Linked DNA regions of Homo sapiens: region 2 is linked to region 1. A link is an interaction called in ENCODE POLR2A ChIA-PET data of the cell type or tissue named here. Cell type or tissue: OCI-LY7. All regions are shown on one strand. Links, peaks and the distances in the headings refer to the core of each region. The heading gives the core; the rest is flanking DNA.

Region 1 (4,427 bases), core at 339-4,338:
TGCTCTGGGCTTTCTTCTAAGACTTCTAAGACTTTAGGAGAAATATTTCTCCTAAATCACCTAATGTTTGAAATCGAGCTGCTACAATGCCCCCACAACAGCGGCAGGTAAGTGACAGTTGGTTTCATGAAGCACCCTATAAAAAATCAGGACAAGATCTGAGTAGTGAGGAAAAGGGTTCTGAAAAGGCAGCATCCTCTTAACATGTCCAAAACGGAGCTTGTTGTCTTCCCTCACTGTCTCCTTCCTCCCAGATGCTGTGTCCTGGTTGATGGCCTCATCTTTCATTAAGTCACCCACTCCAGAGAGTGGGAGGTAGCCCTGAAATCCCACATCCAGTCAGTAGCCAAGTGCTGTCAATTTTGTCTCCTTAAGGTCTCAAACATGCACTCTTCTCTGTATCCCTGGATGGCATCACCTGACTCCAACCCTTGTCATCTGTCACACGAATGATTGTAGCAGCTTCAAGCTGGTCTGCCTGTCTGTGGTTTCCCCCTGCACAATCCAATTCTCATTCAACTCTGCTGCCTTGGTAGTTAGATAATTTAGTCTCTCATCCCTGAAAACCCCCTACCCTCTACCTCTGTCCATCGCTTTCAATCAATCCTCCCTAGAACTGCACGCACACAGTGGGCACTGTGCTGACTGTACCAGGCAATACAGAGCCACTCCTGGGTACCCAAGCAGGCCCTGCAGTTTCACACCTGTATTCCTCGGTGTCTGCTGTCCTCCCGTCTCAATGTCCCTTCCCAGGCCTACCTAGTTCATTTCCAGTCACCTACCTAGAAAATCTCCACTCCTCTTGAAACTCCTCTTCAGGTACAGTCTGATGTTGACACACTTACTAACACCTCCATTCTCCCTGTAGCACTCAGCCTTCCTCTGGATGTTTTACAGCCTTTAGCAAACTTATTTACTTAACATATGACATCCCACAGAACTACTCGAGAGCAAAGGTCTTGCTCTCTTGAACACATAGCTGGAGGGTGGGTCGCACCAAATGAACTGAACTGAATTCAACCAAACTATTGAAACCAACCATTGAAAGTAATGGCAAAAACACAATTACTTTTGCACCAACCTAATAATTCACTGCAGAACACTCTTGAAATTCATTCTTCCCCCTTATTAAAGACTTCAAGCATGTATTTTTTAAATCTTCCTTGAAAATGATATTTAATGGCAATAGATCATGAGCTATAATAACTCTTACCCTTGGCATTAGCAAGTGAGACATGGTACCCTGAGGCTCACAGGAAAACAAAAAGAAAAAGATCAAGAAAAGCTATCGAATGGGGCAGAAATCATGGTATAAGTCACTCAGTGCCAAAACAGAATCATTTTTATGTGAAATATTTTGGAATATTATTCTGCAGGGTTAGGAAATGACTCCTTAGCATGGAGAGTACATAAAGAGAGGAATAGCAAAAAAAAAATGCTTCAAGTTGCTATTATACGACAGGCATCTTGCTACAAAGATTTAATCTAAAAACAATCATGCTATTAACCATTTATAAATAAATAAATTAAGGCAAAAAGATAGAAAATATTCCTAGTTTTGTGCTCGTAACTGACAAAACTAAAATTCAAGCTCATATCTGATGAGTCCAAACACTAGCTTCCCAGACCAAATGTTAAATCAAAATAAAAACATAAAGGCATAGTATAAAACGTCGAGCAATAAGAAATGAACAACACCCCAAAATCCTAACTACATTAGTTAGGATTAAGTTCAGCTGCAACTAACATGACACAAAATGACAGTGGCTTAAACCACATAGATGTTTATGTTTCTCTTGTTTCAATGTAAGAAGGACAGGGCTGGAATAGCATCTGCAGAATCATCTATCACCATTTGTAGGGGACAGCCCTCCTGCTCATGATACAACATGAATCTCCAGCTGTCACATTCATATTATAAGCAGCAAGGAAGGGAGGGGAGGAGGAAGGAGCAAAGCATCTTAAATGTATTATATAATAATGCCTGTTAATCCTATTGGCTGGATCTAATCATGTGACCTCACCCAACTGCAAGGGAAGATGGGAAGTGTAGTCTTTATTTCATGCAGCCATGTGTACCCAGGTGAAAATCAAGGTTTTTATAAAAAGGAAACGAATATTAGGGTAAACAACTCTCTCTGCCACAGATGTTCAATATTAATAAAATGTCAATTTTATTTAATGTTATTGCAAATGTTATTATGTGATAAACCACTGTTTCTGCAAAAGAAAATGTGTGCTCTTTCAGAAGGCCTGGCAAGTAAGAAAGTATGAAAGTAAATGACTATTAAACTCCTTATGCATTGCAGCCATGTGGGGAGGGGGGTAAATGAGGTTTATCCTTAACTCTGATAGTATAAAGAGTACATTCTCCATAGTATACATCATATTTAACAGGGAAAGTCTGGAGGCATTCGCACTGCAGTCAGATACAATACAAGGATGCCCACTATCACTAATACACACCCTGGAGATGAGAGCCAATTCAATCAGACAAGAGAAAGAAACCACAACAAGAGCAAAATAGAATATATGGCTTTTATATCAGCACAATAAAACTCAACCTACCCAATGAAAAACAGTAAAAAGAAAAAATGCACACACCAAATGGAAAACATGACATAAAATGGCAGACATAAATAAGTTCTAATCTAATGGTAATAATTTTAAAAATCCAAATGGGTTGTCAATCGAAAATAATCAAAAGGCTCAGGATCTAGTTAAAAGAGTTTATTCAAGCACAAAATGTGAGGGTGGCTTTCTGGGGACACACCTACACCAAAGAATGCTGATCAGTGCTCCCATCGTGGGGGAAAATGAAGATCATTTATATAGGCAAAAACAAAGGCGTGGAACAGAATTACAACATTTTCCATACAAAAGCTAACATACAGATATAAGATTTCATTGGCAACTATTGATTACTCTCTGAGGGGGTTGCTTACATTCTGTTCTAAAGAGGTAATAATCACAACGTTCTCTATCCCCAACGTCATGTAGTCTAGGTTTGGATAAAGAAGAGGGAATCTCATTAATGGATAACATCTTGACAAAAGGCCAGGAAGCAATGGTCATGCACCAGAGAAGAAAAACAGCCATGTTACATGACTTAGTTTTCAGGGCCTAACTTTTCCCTTTTGCATAATAAATTTGGAAGGTCTTGAATTTTTTTTTTCTACAGGGTTAGACTTACCAATTTAAAATGAGACTCCCACACTGGATTAAAGAAAACAATATTCACCAATACAGTCGTTGTCTTAGATAGACAAATTTGCAACCAAAGAATAGAGAAAACCTTAAAAAATAAAAGACTGTGAAAAGATACCCCAGGCAAATATGGAGCAAAAGAAAGTTGAGGGGACAATCTTAATGTCTGACAAACTTAAATTCAAAACACAGAGAAGTGTTATCTATTGATCAAAAGGAATAGCAGAGTAAAGAAATATAGCCATGAATATTACATACCTTCCAATATAATTTCAAAATATGTAAAGAAACAATAGACAGACTATGGAAAGAAACATATAAATCAACAATTATATGGAGAATGTAATACCCCCTCTCAGAAAAGGATAAAGCAGGAAAAAAGTAAAAATACAGAATATCTGAATAACGGAATTACTGAATATAGAGAATTCTATACCCAGTAAATACAGAATATTCGTTTTTAATTAAATGTTATACATACACGAAAAATGACCATATATTAGCCCACAAAGGAAGTCTCAATAATTTTAAGGACTTATTATCACATTATCACAGAGAGTATGTTCTCTGCTCATAATACAATAACATTAGAAATTACCAACAAAGGGCCGGGCACAGTAGCTCATGCCGGTAATCCCAGCACTTTGGGAGGCCAAGGCAAGAGGATCACTTGAGGTCAGGAGTTTGAGATCAGCCTGGCCAACATGGCAAAACTCCGTCTCTATTAAAAATAAAAAAAATTAGCCGGGCATGGTGGCACAGCCCTGTAGTCCCAGCTACTTGGGAGGCTGAGGCACGAGAATCACTTGAACCCAGGCAACAGAGGTTGCAGTGAGCCAAGATTGCACCACTGCACTCCAGCCTGGGCAACAGAGTGAGACTCTGTCTCAATTAAAAAAAAAAAAAAAAAAGAAAGAAAGAAATTACCAACAAAAAGTTAGGTTCAAAATTCCTATGACCAGCAAACAGGATTACATATTACAAATAACTTTTGGGCTAAGAAAATCAAAAATTAAATTAATAAGTACTTAAAACTCAGTAACAAACACTCCATTTCTAAATCCATGAGAACAATTAAAGCAGAACTTTTCAGATATTCAGAAATTTATCAAGCAAAATAAAGACACTGAAAACATTCAATTTAAGAAGTTGCAAAAGGTATAACAGAAAAAATAAAAGAATAAAGAAGAAATGATATACATAAGAGCAAAAACAAATGA
Region 2 (4,427 bases), core at 113-4,112, 69 kb before region 1:
CACAAAATAGTGTGAATATAATTAGTAAAAGTTTCCTGGAACATAGGAGCTGCTCAATAAATAATAGCTTATTTTCCTTTTCATTTCTATCTCCCTTTTCCTTCCCAATTCTGAGATTTTAGCATTCTATGATTTTGCTGATAGCATCTGCAACCAGTGAATGAGAATAATGGAATGAAAAAGATAATAAAAATATCATCAGAGTGTTTCTTAATTTCCAATGTGGAGGACATATAGGAAATCATCCTGATCATGACCTAATTTTCCTATCATTATCTTGCAGAATTATAGACTAACCTCCTTTTCTGTACCCTTTCAACAAATTCAATAAACATATGCTGTGTGTGTTTTAAAATCAGCACAAAAATTTAGGAAAACAGGTTTCATGAGGGTTTTCTTTGGTTATTATTGTTAACAATCAAATACACTGTCCTCACTTAAAGACCTAATTCTAAAATGATCTGTGCCAGCAAAGAATGAATTTCAAGACAAGTGTCCCAGTCATCATTTGCTTTATTTCCTGAATTGCTTTCTTTGAGTCACTGACTATATATAAGCCACCATCATGCCATGACCAAAATAACTGGATTTCTGGGACTGTTTTTCTCTGTAAACACATTGGTAGAGCTACCAATAAAAATAGAAAAGAAACTCCTGAAGTTAAACATTGTCCCAAGGCAATGTTATTCACCCAGTTACTCAAAATTTTTCTCTATTACTGAGCATGGACAGCATCTTTATGGAGTGACAAGACACTAGTCCATTTTCTCCCTCTTTCTTCTACCATGTTATGCAGCCAGAGGACAGAATCATGGGTAATCCAAATTGGTAGGATTTTATTTACTCTCACCCTTTCCCAAAAAGTTATTTTTAAAAAAAAAAAAGGTTTCTGTATTAGTCCATTCCCATGCTGCTATGAAGAAATATCTGAGACTGGGTAATTTATAAAGAAAAGAGATTTAATTGACTGACAGTTGTGCATGGCTGGAGGCCTCAGGAAATTCACAATCATGGCAGAAAGAAAAGCAAACATGTCCTTCTTTACATGGCGGCAGGAGAGAAAAGTGCTGAGCAAAGCGGGAAAGGCCCCTTATAAAACCATCAGATCTCATGAGAACTCACTACCATGAGAATAGCATGGGGGTAACCGCCCCCCCGATTCAATTACCTCCCACTGGGTCCCTCCCACGACACATGGAGATTATGGGAACTACAATTCAAGATGAGATGCGGGTGGGGACACAGCCAAACCATATCAGCTTCTCTTCATAAAAAGTCACTTCCCTCATTCCAAGTTGCAAACAAAAACTAAAACAGAATTCAATTGTGATGACTGTTTATCTAAACACCTGCCATCAAGGACCTTCCAACAAGGAGCAGCAGGGCACAAAGGGTGAGGATGTTGAGGACAACTAGGAATCCTAGAAAGTAATCTGATAAAAGAGCTAGAGGTTTATACATTGACCTGGAACTCCACACAAAACAAGAGCACTGAGAACGTGGCCAGGATGCCCTTCACCGACATGCCTCTGAGCCAAAGGTGTGCCAGGGCCAGCTTGTATCAGCTTGAGAAAACCAGTTGTCAAATTTTTGATAGCTTGAAATTGCCCATGCTGGGAGTGTTTATACCATGGAAATTGTAAATGCTACAAACAAAAGCTTTAGTTTCCAGAGAGCTGGTTGTTAATGTTTACCAGCCCATCACAACACCAGGCTGTGGTTGCTGCTCTCCAGCTGAAATCCCATTGAAATGAGCACATCACATTCCCCTCTCCCTGGATACTTGCTGCCAGATTCTGTTCAGAAAGCAACAGGAAACATTAAGAAAATATGACCGTCAATACCCTGTCACTGAGCATTAACCACAAAGTCTATCCACATGTGCTCTGCATAGGAAGGAGGGCTCAAATTCATCCTCTGCTGATGTTCAGAGCCACGCATCACCTGAGGTCAGGAACTGTTGGTTTTTATTCACTGTTGTTCCCACTGTTCACACTGAGCAAGAGAGTCTTGAAGGAGAGTGAGAAAAGTAGGCGCATGAAAAAGATAGGATTGAAGCTTTGCCTGTGGCATTGCAAATCATGTAAGACCAGGAGAGGTGGCCAAACCTCACTCTGCAGGCTGTTTCCTTTCTCATTGGAATGACACCACAGTAAGAGAAAAGGCTCCCATGTGGGAAGAAGACCAGGTCTGACTCCACCTTTGACACTGACTCACAGTGTGACCTGCAAAAGTGTTCAATTGTCCTCCCAGGATACTGTGATTCTAGTGATTTTCATAGAACCTACCACTTGTGGAAGTGCTTAGGGGATAATGCAAAAACAAACAAATAGAACTACATCTAAAAAACAAAAAGGAAGAAAGTGAGAGAGATGGGGGAAAAGTAAAGAAAGAGAAGTAAGTTTTAAAAAGGAAACAGAGAAAAAGAAATTGGAAGCTGAGGCTAAAATGGTTTTTTTCATCCATAGGAATTGAAAAAAAAATTCATTTTTCCCAAGTTTCCTTAAACTCAATAATTGGCTTTAAAATAAGTAAATGTCAAAACTGTGAACTTAATACCTACATATGAATAAAATATCATTTTGTATTTTTTTAATATATCGAAGACATTTACATACAATTTTGTTCGGAGAAAAAAGCTCCAGTGCTGAAAAATAAGTTTGAAAGCTACCCAGAGAAAGAGGAAAATGAAGGATTACTAATTAATGGGCATAAAGTTTCAGTTCAGCAAAATAAATAAGCTCTAGAGATCTGCTGTACAACATGGTGCTTAGAGTCAGCAATAATGTATTGTGCACTTAAAATTTTTTCAAGTAGCCAGACATGGTGGCATGTACCTGTAGTCCCAGCTATTTGGGGGGCTTAGGCAGGAGGACTGCTTGAGCCCAGGAGATCAAGGCCAGCCAGGACAACACAGCAAGACACCGTCTCAAAAGAAAAAGTTAAGAGAGTAGATCTCATTTTAACCGTTATTACCACAATTAAATAAAAGAAATAAAACTATTCAACCAAATATTTATTGAGCAAGTATTTTATTGTAAGCTCATTACAAGGCTAGCTGCTAACCCTATGTGTTTATAGATTAAAGAGAGAATGCAAATATTTTCCTCAAGAAACTCAAAGCTAGACTTCTAATCCAAGGTTTATGCTTTAAACTACCCCTAACACTCTCAACAGAGCAATTCCGTTTAAAAGTTTTAATTGCAGTTTTTAAAGTTAATACAATACCACTTTTCAAGAAAGGAAATTCCTCGGTGGAAGTCCAAAAACAGAAAACCAACCTAATCAGATGCTAAGAAGGCTCTGAGCCCATAACCTTGTTGATTATAGGTCAAAACTAGAAGTGGCTGAGGGTTCCACCACAGGGATAATGGAGATCCCATCCACCCACCTCCAGCAGTGACTAAGGGAAAGAGCCATCTGCCACACAAAACAGGATGTGGACTGGATCCCTCAGATGAAAGAAGGCTGAAAACAAATTGTAACCATGCCTGGGTCTGCAACTTGAAGCATCAACAACAGCACTTCTGGGAGGGAGAAGAGAATGCTGTTTATGAAGGACCAACTCCTGTGTGTACAATAACTGTGATATCAACATGGCATAGGAGTCCTGCACGTGGAGTTCCATTTGGCCATAAAACTGCTGGGCAGGGAGAAGTGAGCGTAGACAGTGAGAAAACAAAAACCCTACTCAGTATGAGCCCAGAGGAAATGCAAACTCCAAAGGGTGGCCAAGAAGATTAATAATAAGGGGATGAGTTCACTACCAACACAATGCAAAACAATCTCACAAATGCGGTAAAATAAGCATATTTTAAGATCTTGGAAGAGTTCATGCAGGAATGACATTCGTCTTTTATTTATTTATTTATTTTATGTATTGAGATGGAGTCTTGCTTTGTCACTCAGGCTGGAGTGCAGTGGTGCCATCTTGGCTCACTGCAACCTCTACTTCCTGGATTCATGCAATTCTCCTGCCTCAGCCTCCCGAGTATTACAGGCATGCGCCACCTCGCCCAGCTAATTTTTGTATTTTTAGTAGAGAAGGGGTTTCACCATGTTGGCCAGGCTGGTCTCAAACTCCTGACCTCAAATGATCCACGCACCTCAGCCTCCCAAAGTGCTGGGATTACGGCGTGAGCCACCGCGCCTGGCGACATTCGTCTTTTAAAAGAACAAAAAAAAAAATATGAAACAGAACAGGTCACTACCAACAAGGGACCAGTGAGAGTACCCAAGCAAAGGACCCGTCATTTCTGACTCAAAGTCCCCATAGAAAACTCACCATCTCCCCAGCCCAGAAAATGGATGAAGCTAAGTTTCTTCTAGGAATGCTGGGTTTTCCAGCTCTCATTCTGTGCAGTGCTTAGCCCTGTGCAGGATCACTCCACAGCATTCAAAAGATAACCTCCCAAAATCATGGTCAA

Evidence for each region. ChIA-PET counts read pairs that join two places held together with the same protein. Peaks named below come from ENCODE experiments on the same cell type or tissue, not always from the same donor. Only the 100,000 strongest peaks of a DNase experiment are listed, where the experiment ranks them.
Region 2: POLR2A ChIA-PET joins it to region 1 with 5 read pairs; 3 of 35 experiments call an interaction of 5 or more read pairs at or near these places.

Annotation. Positions count from the first base shown.
Region 1 is chr10:80,682,007-80,686,433 of GRCh38, reverse strand. No RefSeq gene overlaps it. Among named protein-coding and RNA genes, the nearest start is that of LINC02655, 34 kb to the right of the region's middle. In OCI-LY7, for the core only: no CTCF peak of the experiment used is centred there; a DNase peak (open chromatin) is centred at 1,993.
Region 2 is chr10:80,751,109-80,755,535 of GRCh38, reverse strand. No RefSeq gene overlaps it. Among named protein-coding and RNA genes, the nearest start is that of LINC02655, 100 kb to the right of the region's middle. In OCI-LY7, for the core only: no CTCF peak of the experiment used is centred there; no DNase peak of the experiment used is centred there.